Regions from separate parts of the Homo sapiens genome. Here region 1 is linked to region 2. The links are chromatin loops, found by intact Hi-C in ENCODE. Cell type or tissue: PC-9. All regions are shown on one strand. Links, peaks and the distances in the headings refer to the core of each region. The heading gives the core; the rest is flanking DNA.

Region 1 (5,382 bases), core at 99-5,098, 670 kb before region 2:
CAGGCATGGTGGCACATGCCTGTAATCCCAGATACTCGGGAGGCTGAGGGAGGAGAATCATTTGAACCCGGGAGGTGGAGGTTGCAGTGAGCTGAGATTGTGCCATTGCATCCAGCCTGGGCAACAGAGCAATACTCCATTGTGAGAAAAAAAAAAAAAAAAGGACGAGATTATGTCTTTCGCAGCAACATGGATGCAGCTGGAGGCCACTACCCTAAGCAAATTAATGCAGGAACAGAAAACAAAATACTGCTTATTCTCACTTGTAAGTGGGAGCTAAAATTGAGAACGCATGGACACAAAAATAAGAACAACAGACACCGGGGCCTACTTGAGGGTGGAGGGTGGGAGGAGGGCGAGGACTGAAAAACTACCTATCCAGTATTTTGCTTATTACCTGGGTGATGAAATAATCTGCACACCAAACCCCAGAGACACGCAATTTATCCATGTAACAAACCTATGCGTGCATTTCCTGAACTTAAAATACAAGTTGGAAATAAAATAATATAAAACAACTACAGAAAAAAAAATGAAAATTTAAAAAAAGTTGAGTTAACAGTTGCTGCCTTAATTGTGAATATTGGAATTTGAATCTAGCTCTTCACAAAAAGTACTCAGCACAGTGCCTAACACATGCATTAAGATGGCCCTTAATATCATCTTATTGATTAGTTTTATATTATTGAAGCATTGAAAATGTAAATGGAAACTTTGGTTAATATTATGACATTTAAAATTCAGGGAGTGCCCATAGCAAATTACTTTTCTTAAATACCAGAGTATTAGACAATATTCTAGCCTTTGAGTTCATGGGCTTAAAATTTAGAACAGTCAATAAACGAGCATGGTCAAAAGCTATGACTATATAGGAGTGAAAAATGTTATTAACATGGAGCAGTATGTTCCAAAAAACTAGTCGTGATGGATTAAAAAAATACTCTATTTTAAAATAAATGTGGGGAAAGACTACAGATTTTTCTGTCCCTCTTAGAACCTTACAATACTTTTTAGAATGTTATCAGCTCTGATAAGTCTCTACAGGGACTTTTTAACACAGGGTTTCTTAAAGTATTTAACTGTTTTAAATACAGAGTTTTAACACAGGGTTTTAACACAGGGTTTCTTAAAGTATTTCATCATGAAGACTTTTGAGAATGGGGCTATTCATTTTGTTCACAGATATATCCCAAACACTAACATATAGTAGGTGCTCAATAAATGCTGTTGAATGTATTCAAGAGGCATATACTGAGAGACTGCTTAGGAAATGGAAGTATGTTTGTGCTGACTTTGAGTTTCTCTAGAAATCAAAGCTTTATAAATGGAACTAAATTCCTCCCCAAGACTCATGCTCATAAGATGTTTAGAGGAACATATTTAAAGTCAATAGGAAACATTCTCTGACTCAGAGTAGGATTGGGGGTGCTTTGGTTTCAAGGAGCTGACTGTCTTTCTAGTTAGCAGGAAAGTTCTAAGATATGCCTATAAGAAAAATCCCAAGTCTCTCATGGCATTTTGCTGGCCAGAGATGGGTGTAATCTGAGGAAGTCCTGAGGAATCAAAATAGAATAGTGATGGCAGCCCCAACTAACCAATTCATTTTTTCTTGCAATGGCGACTAGATCAAGAGCTTTCTTGAAAACCTGGTCTAGATGGGACCATGAGGAAGAAGAATCCCTCCAAAGACAATAAATAATTGCCATCCTCAAAGGCTTTGGGGCTCCAGCAGCAAATTTTGGCTTATGCACAATCATATTCGTAACAGCAACAGCAAAATCCTTGCTCATAAAATTACCTTGGCTGCTACACTGTGTAAAATGTGAAAAGGAAACAAGTCATTTTCCTGATACATGAGCTCACTGCTTATCTGAAATCAGTTACACACTGCAAAAAACCCTCTTTAACCTCCTGCCTAGGTCTCCCATTAGTACACAATGTAATTTCACAGCTAGTGCTTGGGGAACTTTCTGGAAGCATTTTAGGCTGAAATAGTGAGGTGGGGGTGGCATGGGTCTGGTTAATTTCAGAATATTGAAGTGTTGGAATTACAATGTGATGACAGGATTCATCAGAAGGATTTATTTCTTTGGGCCTGTGGCCTAATGAATTGGAAAATATTTTCCTATGTCTTCTCCTTCAGCTCTAAATTAAAGTGACACATTTTATTAAAAAATGTCATTTTTACATATTAATGTATGAATTATGGTATGGCACATATGACAATAATGTCATCTGGGTGAAACATTCTAGTGATCTCTTGCGTTGATTTTCAGCTCACTTAGAAGTGAGAACATAGAATGAAAAAGTATCTATGGAAAGCTTTATTATGTGTGTATGTTATCCAAATACACTGTGTAAATGTGTAGGGATTTTATGTGACGGCTCATATATACATCTGCCTAGGCTGTGTGCTTGGGGATATAATTGCATGAACTCACATTGCTCTATAGGGCAAAGAAAGAAGAGGAGTAAAATGAAATCTGGTCCATTTTCATTTCAGGGTCATAGCAATAAAATCATCCAAAATGGCACAGTTAATGGAAATTGCTGGGCAACTTACTGAGGATATCTGAATTACCTCCGATTTTGTGCAGGTCTAACCAAAGGATGGTGCTGAAAATAACTTCTAGTTTCCATTCTCAGATCCACTTGGGAATTCTGCTACAGGTCACTCTCGGCATGCCATGTCAGAATGACATTGCTACAGTGCTAAGTGCCTACACACACTTGCAATGAAAATATCTTGTCAAAAGCATGAGTCACTCTCCTTGGATAAACAAAGTTGGAAATACTGAGGCAAATATGAACTGGAAGTTACCTGATGGTGATAAACAGATCCTCCTAGGATGAAAAATGCAGAGATTGAAAGGTAGAAAGTAAGACATTAGAAGAGGCACCCCTTCATGGAGACAAATACTGAATTATATCTATGTCTACATGTACAACTCTATTTGAGCTAACTCTGTATCTATGTCTATATCTATGTATCTATGTATCTATGTCCATTTTGCTAGATTTTACTGTTTCTGACATTAACAATTTGGAAATTTGACAGACATTAAGAATATGACTTATAAAAAGAAGATAATTCAATTATCTTTAATGAAACTATTAAGATTAGATTTTGTTAGTATCAATTTTTTTAATAACTTACCAAGTATCAGTAATCCCCTAAACAATGGTACTTAAACAGTGGTTTAGGTCATTTAACTTTAATATGTTTCAATAGTCTAATTAATGCTTGTATACCTAGTGGCCCAGATTTTTGAATTAACTTAAATTTCATTTTAGGCAAGGTGCAGTGGCTCACACCTGTAATCCCAGCACTTTGGGAGGCCAAGGTGGGCTGATCACCTGAGGTCAGGAGTTCAAGACCAGCCTGGCCAATGTGGTGAAACCCCATCCTTACTAAAAATACAAAAATTAGCCAGGTGGGGTTGTGGGCACCTGTAATCCCAGCTACTTGGGAGGCTGAGGGAAGAGAATCGCTTGAACCCAGGGGGCGGAGGTTGCAGTGAGCCGATATGGAGCCACTGCACTCCAGCCTGGGTGACAGAATGAGACTCTGTCTTAAAAAAATAATAATAATTTTAGTTTTACCTTCTTCAAGCATCATAAATGCTTTTGTGAATGACCTCATTCACTAGATCGGCTTCAACTGCTATATTTTTGCCCATTTGGGCTGCTATAACCAAACACCGTAAACTAGGTAGCTATAAACAAACAAAAAATTGTTTCTCACAGTTTTGGAAGCCAGGAAGTTTAAGATCAAGGTGCTAGTAGATCTAGTGTCTGGTGAGGGCCTGTTTTCTGGTTCACAGACTGCATTTTCTAGTTGTTTCTTCCCATGGCACAAAGGGGCAAATGAGCTCCCAGCAGGTCTCTTTTCTAAGGGCACTAATCCAATTCATGTGGGTGGAGAAAGAATGGAATGAGTGCCCTTAAAAAGAGGCCCATTAGTGAATGGAACCAATCTCACTCACCTCCCAAAGGTCCTGCCTCCTAATATCATTGACGGAGGTTATGATTTCGACATACGAAGTTTTAGGGAACACAAGCATTCAGACCATAGCTGCACACACCAGTGAGCCCTGTTTATATATCTGTAACTTCTTTCTATCCCTGGATCCTCTGTTTATTGCACATATCTACTGGACGAGGGTGTTTATCATCTGAAGCTCAAGAAACCCAATAAAACTCTCTCCACTTTGTCATTTTTGGCTTTCCCCAATTCTACTGTTCTCATAGTATTTACGCAGCTAAGGGCATCATATCTTCATAGCTGTCAAATTTAAAATCCCTCCTTCAGTCCTCATATCCAATAGCTCATGAAGACCTTTAAGTCTGCCTCCTGAAACTATCAAATATACTCCCTCCTCTCCACCCCCCACTGACTTAGTTCAGCAATATTTTCTTTTCTCTATGATATTACAACAGCCTCTTTGTCTTCCTATGTCTATTTGCTATTATGTTAGTTTGTACTTCCTTCAAATATTATCCTAAGATAAATCAAATCTTCTCACTTCCTTACTTAAAATCCTTTGGTGGAAATTTGCTGCAAATCATTTGCTATCTCTCCACCACCTTCTTTTCCAGTGCTCCCACCTTCCTCTCCCTCACAAGCACCCTGTGGTCCACCCGCTCTGAAACGCTTGACTCTTTATACTTTGGGGCATTACACATGCAGATTTCTTTCTTGGAATGAATGCCTTTTCCCTTATTCTCTGACTGGCGAATTTCTCCCCCACCCAATTTAAATGCTGTCCTCTCAGTACAGGCTTACTAGGTTCTTCCACATAATCACTCCTTCTTGTGTGTTCCCAATATGTACCCATCATACTGTATCTTCATCCCTAACTGAATGCCGATTGCCTCAAGCCAAAGAGCATATTCCTTTGGGTGAGAGGTATCACTGATGCTGATCCTAGTGCCTGGCACTCTGTAGGTATTTGATAGATGTCTGTGGAGTGAGGAAATGATCTAATGGGTGACCTTTAGCTCCTCTTGATCCTTGAGATGATAAAGGAGGTGATAGAGGATTAGTGTGTAGTAAATATAACAAATTTCACATTAGGAAACAGTCATAGCCAAGTTACTGTCCAAATTGTATTTTGTGTTCTGAAAGATAAATCAATTCCTCCAAGACCCCAAGTCACCATTTTGTGAATTATTAACAAAATACATCATTACCCAGCTCTTGAGTTGAAAGCACCGTGACATGATTTTTAATTCACAGCATATAATTTCCAAGAACTAGTCTAAATTCAATGAACAAATTGTATTTAATATACCAAATTTTGAGTCTATTGGGACTGCAAAACACTTTTAAAATTTGTAATGTGCTTGGGCCCTGTTTATTGCTGAAATGTATGTACTTAA
Region 2 (5,382 bases), core at 190-5,189:
CCTCCTAAAGTGCTGGGATTACAGGTGTGAGCCACCACACCCGGCTGGTTTTGATTTTTTTAATTGAAAAATATATTAAACATAAACATATTCTGGCCACATAATGTATGCTTGTTTTTTTGTTTGTGTAGTCACAAGTTTTTCTGTGATGCCTGGATTTGCAGGGAAACCAGCCTGAACACTCATTTCACGGTGTCTGTTACTTGGAAGGAAAACACAGTTTCTTATTTCTTTGCAGAACCACTTGGGTGAATGTAGGCTGTTAAAGTTGAAGGTGAGCTCACGTGCTCGAATTCTGAGCCCATGTGAGGATGTCAGTAACTTCCAGTGGGGCATGAAAACGATACTGTGTTTTAACCCAAGCTCTCTTTGCCTCTCCATTCCCACTTGCCTGGATTTGGCTGGATGTGCACCGCAAGGCTCCTTATTTCTGGCACTACTGTACAAAATGACCAGTGAATCCCTCTTATGTCATGACTCTGATTCTGAGTTCCTGGAATCTTAAAATATATCCAACACCTCTTTTCATGTTTAGCATTTCTGCACTATTTTAAAACTTTTTAAGACCGTAATTCAATTTATCCCCCATGAGAAACCAAATGTATTTGGCACTTCCCTTCATCCTTTGTGCTTACTTCTCAATTCTATTTCTGATTTGTTGCCTGGCATCCTTTGCTTTGGGATCTATGTGCCAAGAAAGCCACAAGGTTAACGTGGACCTGAACAGTGCTCTGTGATCCTCTGTTGGAAATCGCCAGAAATCAAGGCAGTTTGGTAACATCATTCCGTGAGGCCTGAGCTTGCAGAACGCCTTGGGGATGACCTTCTTATTGGATGCACACCAACTGCACTGTCTAGTATACTAAGGTGATGGTTGCTATATAGTGTGTGTTGTGAAGACTCATAAGATTAAAGGTTATTCTCGTGAGATAGATAGGGCCAGGCTCCCGGGAAATTCCCCATAAGTTGAAACAAACAGTAAGGACACATTTGCCTGGCCAAGGAAGTGATCAAAGGATCTTCGTGAGAAAACAGGAGATTTAGGACCAGCCAAGAGAGTCATTGTTTTCTTCGCTGCTAGCCTGGGTCACTTCCTCATTAGTTATGTCCCCAGATATTGGTCACCAAGATCCCTGGGCCACTTTCCCAATCCTTTGTAACCAAGTTCTGCTGAGAGTCCATGTAAGAGCTGTAAGTCAACTGAAATATCTTCTCTACAATGGACTTAAGCTTCTCAAAGCCAAATATAGTATGAATCACAAGATGAAAACCTAAAACAATCAGCTAACAGTTGGGAAACACTACCTCACTCCCCACCACCTACAATATACACACACATACACATCCATCCAAACATTTCTTTCTTTTAAGCTCTAAGTGTCAAATCCCTGGACTGACAATTACATATATTTTCCCTCATTTATCTTATATTTTGAATTGCACGTGCTTTTGAAAACCACCTAAAATCCTTTGGGGAAAAATAACGCATAGGTTAATCACTTTGTAAATGAAAAATAAATGATGTGCCATTCTTCTTCCAAGGTTTTCCCTTTCACTGCAGCCCAGCAGTCCTTACTCTGTCCTAAGTTCCTTTAGCTTCCTTGCGGAAATGCAGCTTCTAGGCTGCCTCGTGGTTTTTGCAGAGCACAGACAGCATCCTGGAAGTATGACGTGCTCTTCACTGGCAAGGACCTTCAGAGTTCCTCAGCCCCTCTCTCACTAGCTATTGACACTCCCCAGCCCAGGCTTGGGCACAGACGATGCGTTTGACAAACAAGTACTATTGTTTGGGCCAGCCAGATCTGTGGAATGAACTTTGGAACTCAAAGGGGACTAAAGATAGTTTTCTTTCACATCTGCTATGCTCCCAAGATAGTTTAAGAGTTGTTGAATGACTATGTGTTTTATGGGCACAATCTCACTTAATCCGCACAACTAGTTCATCCTGTAGACAAGGAAACAAAGGCATAAAGAGGCTTAGTCACCTGTCCAACATGAAGAAACATTGCCGGGAAGTCAGGCAATCAACTTCACAATTCAAAATCTTGGTCATGCAGGAGGAGCCAGAGGGAAAGAAATAGCTGGGCGGTTAGAAATGTGGCTTCAGCAAGACCACGGCGTTTGCTCTGGGCATTGAATGACAAGATGATTTGAAATACGCAGAGAAGCTGGAGGCTGCTTAAGGAAAAGTATGAGCCAAGTTTCCAAATCTGGAAAGCACAGCCGGTCATCGGCTCTTCCCAGAGCCTGGCCAATGCTTCGCTGAGAAGGCCTCGCAGCAGCCCCCGAGGATGAAGGAGGTGGGGGTCCTTGTGCTACTACTGTGACCTCTAGAAGAGAGAGGGCCAGGGCCCACCCACTACCCCCCAGCCCACCGCAGCCAGATCCTGCGAAACTCCAGGCCTGGGCTGCCTTCATCTTTATAATGAAGCTTAATTTATACTCTGGAGCAGAGTGCTGTGTAATGACATACATGGCCATACGCTCGGGAAGGAGTGGCAGGTTAAAGACTCAATTTCCTGGCCTCTCCAGCTTTGCGTCACCCTGCTTAATGATATTTCAACATTGAAAGGTTTGAAGTTTTTTTTCCTCTTTAAATTAAATATACAGTAGGTGTTTTGTGTTTAATTTCCTTAAGAAAAAACTGTGTTGTGGGGGTGATATGGTAAAAACAGCAAAAAAAAAAGTAGGAAAGAGTCCTGGAAGTTTATAAAAACCATATTGTATGCTCAAGAGACGGGAGTTACCTTCTTGGAGCCTTTTTGTTCTCCCGGGAATACTCATAATGCCGTCTTATGAGTTTTGTTTGTTGTTGTATTTTTCGTTGTGCTCTTGCTTTCTGTCTCAGCGTGTGCGTTGCCTCTTGAGTCGCGTGTCTTTTTATATGCTTCACAGAGGTAAATGGCTGACACCATAGCCTGGAGCAAAGAGGCTTTGGCGCAGCCTGCGTTCCATCACGTAATTGCATTCACAGGGCGTATTTATAGCCACCGAGGTGCCAAAATGGGAGGCGGAGGGGTAAATAAAGGGCCTTGCCTTAAGGAAGGTTGCTCACTGAGTCAGATACGCAGAGAACCTCTGCCAGTCAGGGTTGGTGAGGAGGGAGGGAAGGAGGGCGGGCGGCCAGAGATGCCAGTCTGTTCTCAGAAAGGTCAAGAGCTGTGCACAGCACAAGTTAAGGGAGCAAAGCGAGAGGAAGAGCAGCAGGGCACTCTCTCACTCCTTCCCTCCTATCAGAGGTTCTCCCACTGGGACCCTCAGAGCTCTGGGGGGTTCTACAAGAGTGGCTTGGAGGCCACAGTTGGGGAAGAAGGAATAACAATGCCTAAGAGCCGGACGTGGCTGTAGACCCCCCTCCCCAGCCCCAAGGAGAGCCACTGCCCTTTCACTTAAATGTGGCAGTTCCAAGTGACATTTTGTTTGAGGAACAGCTTCTTCATGTACCTAGGAAGTTTTGACTGTCCCTGATCTAGGAACTATTCACTTTGATCACATGAATCACCTAATGGCCCCCAAAAGCCTCACCGAGTATTGTTCTCTGCCACCTCCACCCCATTTTGTGTCCAGAATTGGTAGGCTTTCGGTCTCGCTGACTTCCAGAATGAAGCCGCGTACCCTCGTGGTAAGTGTTCATTTTTTTTTTTTAGACGGAGTCTCGCGGCGCGATCTCTGCTCACTGCAAGGTCCGCCTCCACGGTTCACGCCATTCTCCTACCTCAGCTTCCCCCGTAGCTAGGACTACAAGCGCCCACCACCTCGCCCAAAATAATTTTTTGTATTTTTAGTAGATCTGGGGTTTCACTGTGTTAGCGAGGATGGTCTCGATCTCCTGACCTCGTGATCCACCCCCCCCCCCCCCCCCGACCTCCCGGAGTGCTGGGATTACAGGCGTGAGCCCCAATGCCCTGCCGAGTGTTACAGTTCTTAAAGATGATGTGTCCGGAGTTTCTTCCTTCTGGTGGGTTCGTGCTCTTGCTGACTTCAGGAGCGAAGCCGCAGACCTTCGCGGTGAGTCTTACGGCTCTTAAACGCAGCAAAGCAGCATGTCTGGAGTTGTTTGTTCCTTCTGGTGGGTTTGTGGTATCTCTGAACTCACGAGTGAAAGCTGGAAACCTTTGCAGTGAGTGTTATAGTTCATAAAAGTGGCACGTCCAGAGTTGTTCAGTCCTCCCGACTTAAGTTCATCACTACTGGTGAGCTGGTGGTCTTGCTGGCTTCACGAGTGAAGCTGCAGACCTTCTGGGTGAGTGTTACAGCTCATAAAGACAGCGTGGACCCAAGGAATAAGCAGCATCAAGATTTATCTGAAAAGCGAAAGAACACACCTTTCACACCGGAAGGGAACCTGAGCGGGTGGCCACTGTTGGCGCAGGTGGCCTGCTTTTATTCTCTTATCTGGCCCCATCCACATCCCGCTGATTGGTTCATTTTACAGAGAGCTGATTGGTCCATTTTACAGAGAGCTGATTGGTCTGTTTTACAGAGTGCTGATTGGTCCGTTTTGACAGAGAGCTGATTGGTGCGTTTACAAACCTTTAGCTAGACAGAGTGCTGATTGGTGTGTTTACAATCCTTTAGCTAGACACAAAGGTTCTCCAAGTCCCCACTCAACCCAGAAGCCCAGCTGGCTTCACCTCTCATTTGCTGTCTTTGGAAGTCCTTCAAGCTCAGTTGGAGCCACCATCCCCCACTGAAGGCTCTTGGGGGCCCACTGCAACGGCCACACAATGGGATCTCTCTGCTTCTGAGTGTAACACAACTCACTCTTCCCAGCCACCAGAGTGTCACTCTACAACATAACTTGGATCCTATCCCTGAATGGTTAAAGCCCTTCTGTGGCTTCCTCACGTGCTGGAAGGTAAACCCCAAATATACCAAATGTGTGTGTGTGTGTGTGTGTGTGTGTGTGTGTGTGTCCAGCTTTATTGAGGTATAATTGACAAAAATTGTATATATTTAAAGTGTGCAACATGATTTCTTAATGAAATATCAGTAGTTTAATTCTATTTTTGTTTCCTGTGCTTTTGGGGTCATATCCAAAAAAGTCTTTGCCCAATGTCAAGAAGCTTTTCCCCTATATTTTATTCAGTAGTTTCACAGTTCCAGCACTTACATTTAAATCTTTAATTCATTTTGAGTTGATTTTTGTATGTGGTGTGGGATAAGGGTTCAGTTTCATTCTTCTACATGTGGATATCCAGTTTTTCCAAAACCATTTATTGAAGAGACTATCTTTTCCCCGTTGTGTGTTCTTGGCACCTTTGCCAAAAATCAAATGACCATAAAGGTGTGGATTTATTCTGGGCTCTCTAGTCTGTTCCACTGGTTTATATGTCTGTTTTTACACAGTGCTGTACTGTTTTGATTACAGTAGCTTTGTAG

Evidence for each region. Peaks named below come from ENCODE experiments on the same cell type or tissue, not always from the same donor. Only the 100,000 strongest peaks of a DNase experiment are listed, where the experiment ranks them.
Region 1: a loop joins it to region 2, with 6 times the contacts of the local background. A loop is called at or near these places in 1 of 110 quality-filtered maps.

What each region holds. Positions count from the first base shown.
Region 1 is chr7:41,570,564-41,575,945 of GRCh38, reverse strand. No RefSeq gene overlaps it. Among named protein-coding and RNA genes, the nearest start is that of INHBA-AS1, 120 kb to the left of the region's middle. In PC-9, for the core only: no CTCF peak of the experiment used is centred there; a DNase peak (open chromatin) is centred at 2,725; H3K4me3 peaks cover 452 bases; H3K27ac peaks cover 2,701 bases.
Region 2 is chr7:40,896,961-40,902,342 of GRCh38, reverse strand. It overlaps LOC105375242 (a long non-coding RNA gene), which reads left to right and starts at 2,037. Exons shown (of 3, transcript XR_927191.3): 1 at 2,037-2,300. It also overlaps a transcript of SUGCT not described here. In PC-9, for the core only: no CTCF peak of the experiment used is centred there; DNase peaks (open chromatin) are centred at 2,042, 2,512 and 2,992; H3K4me3 peaks cover 1,789 bases; H3K27ac peaks cover 2,436 bases.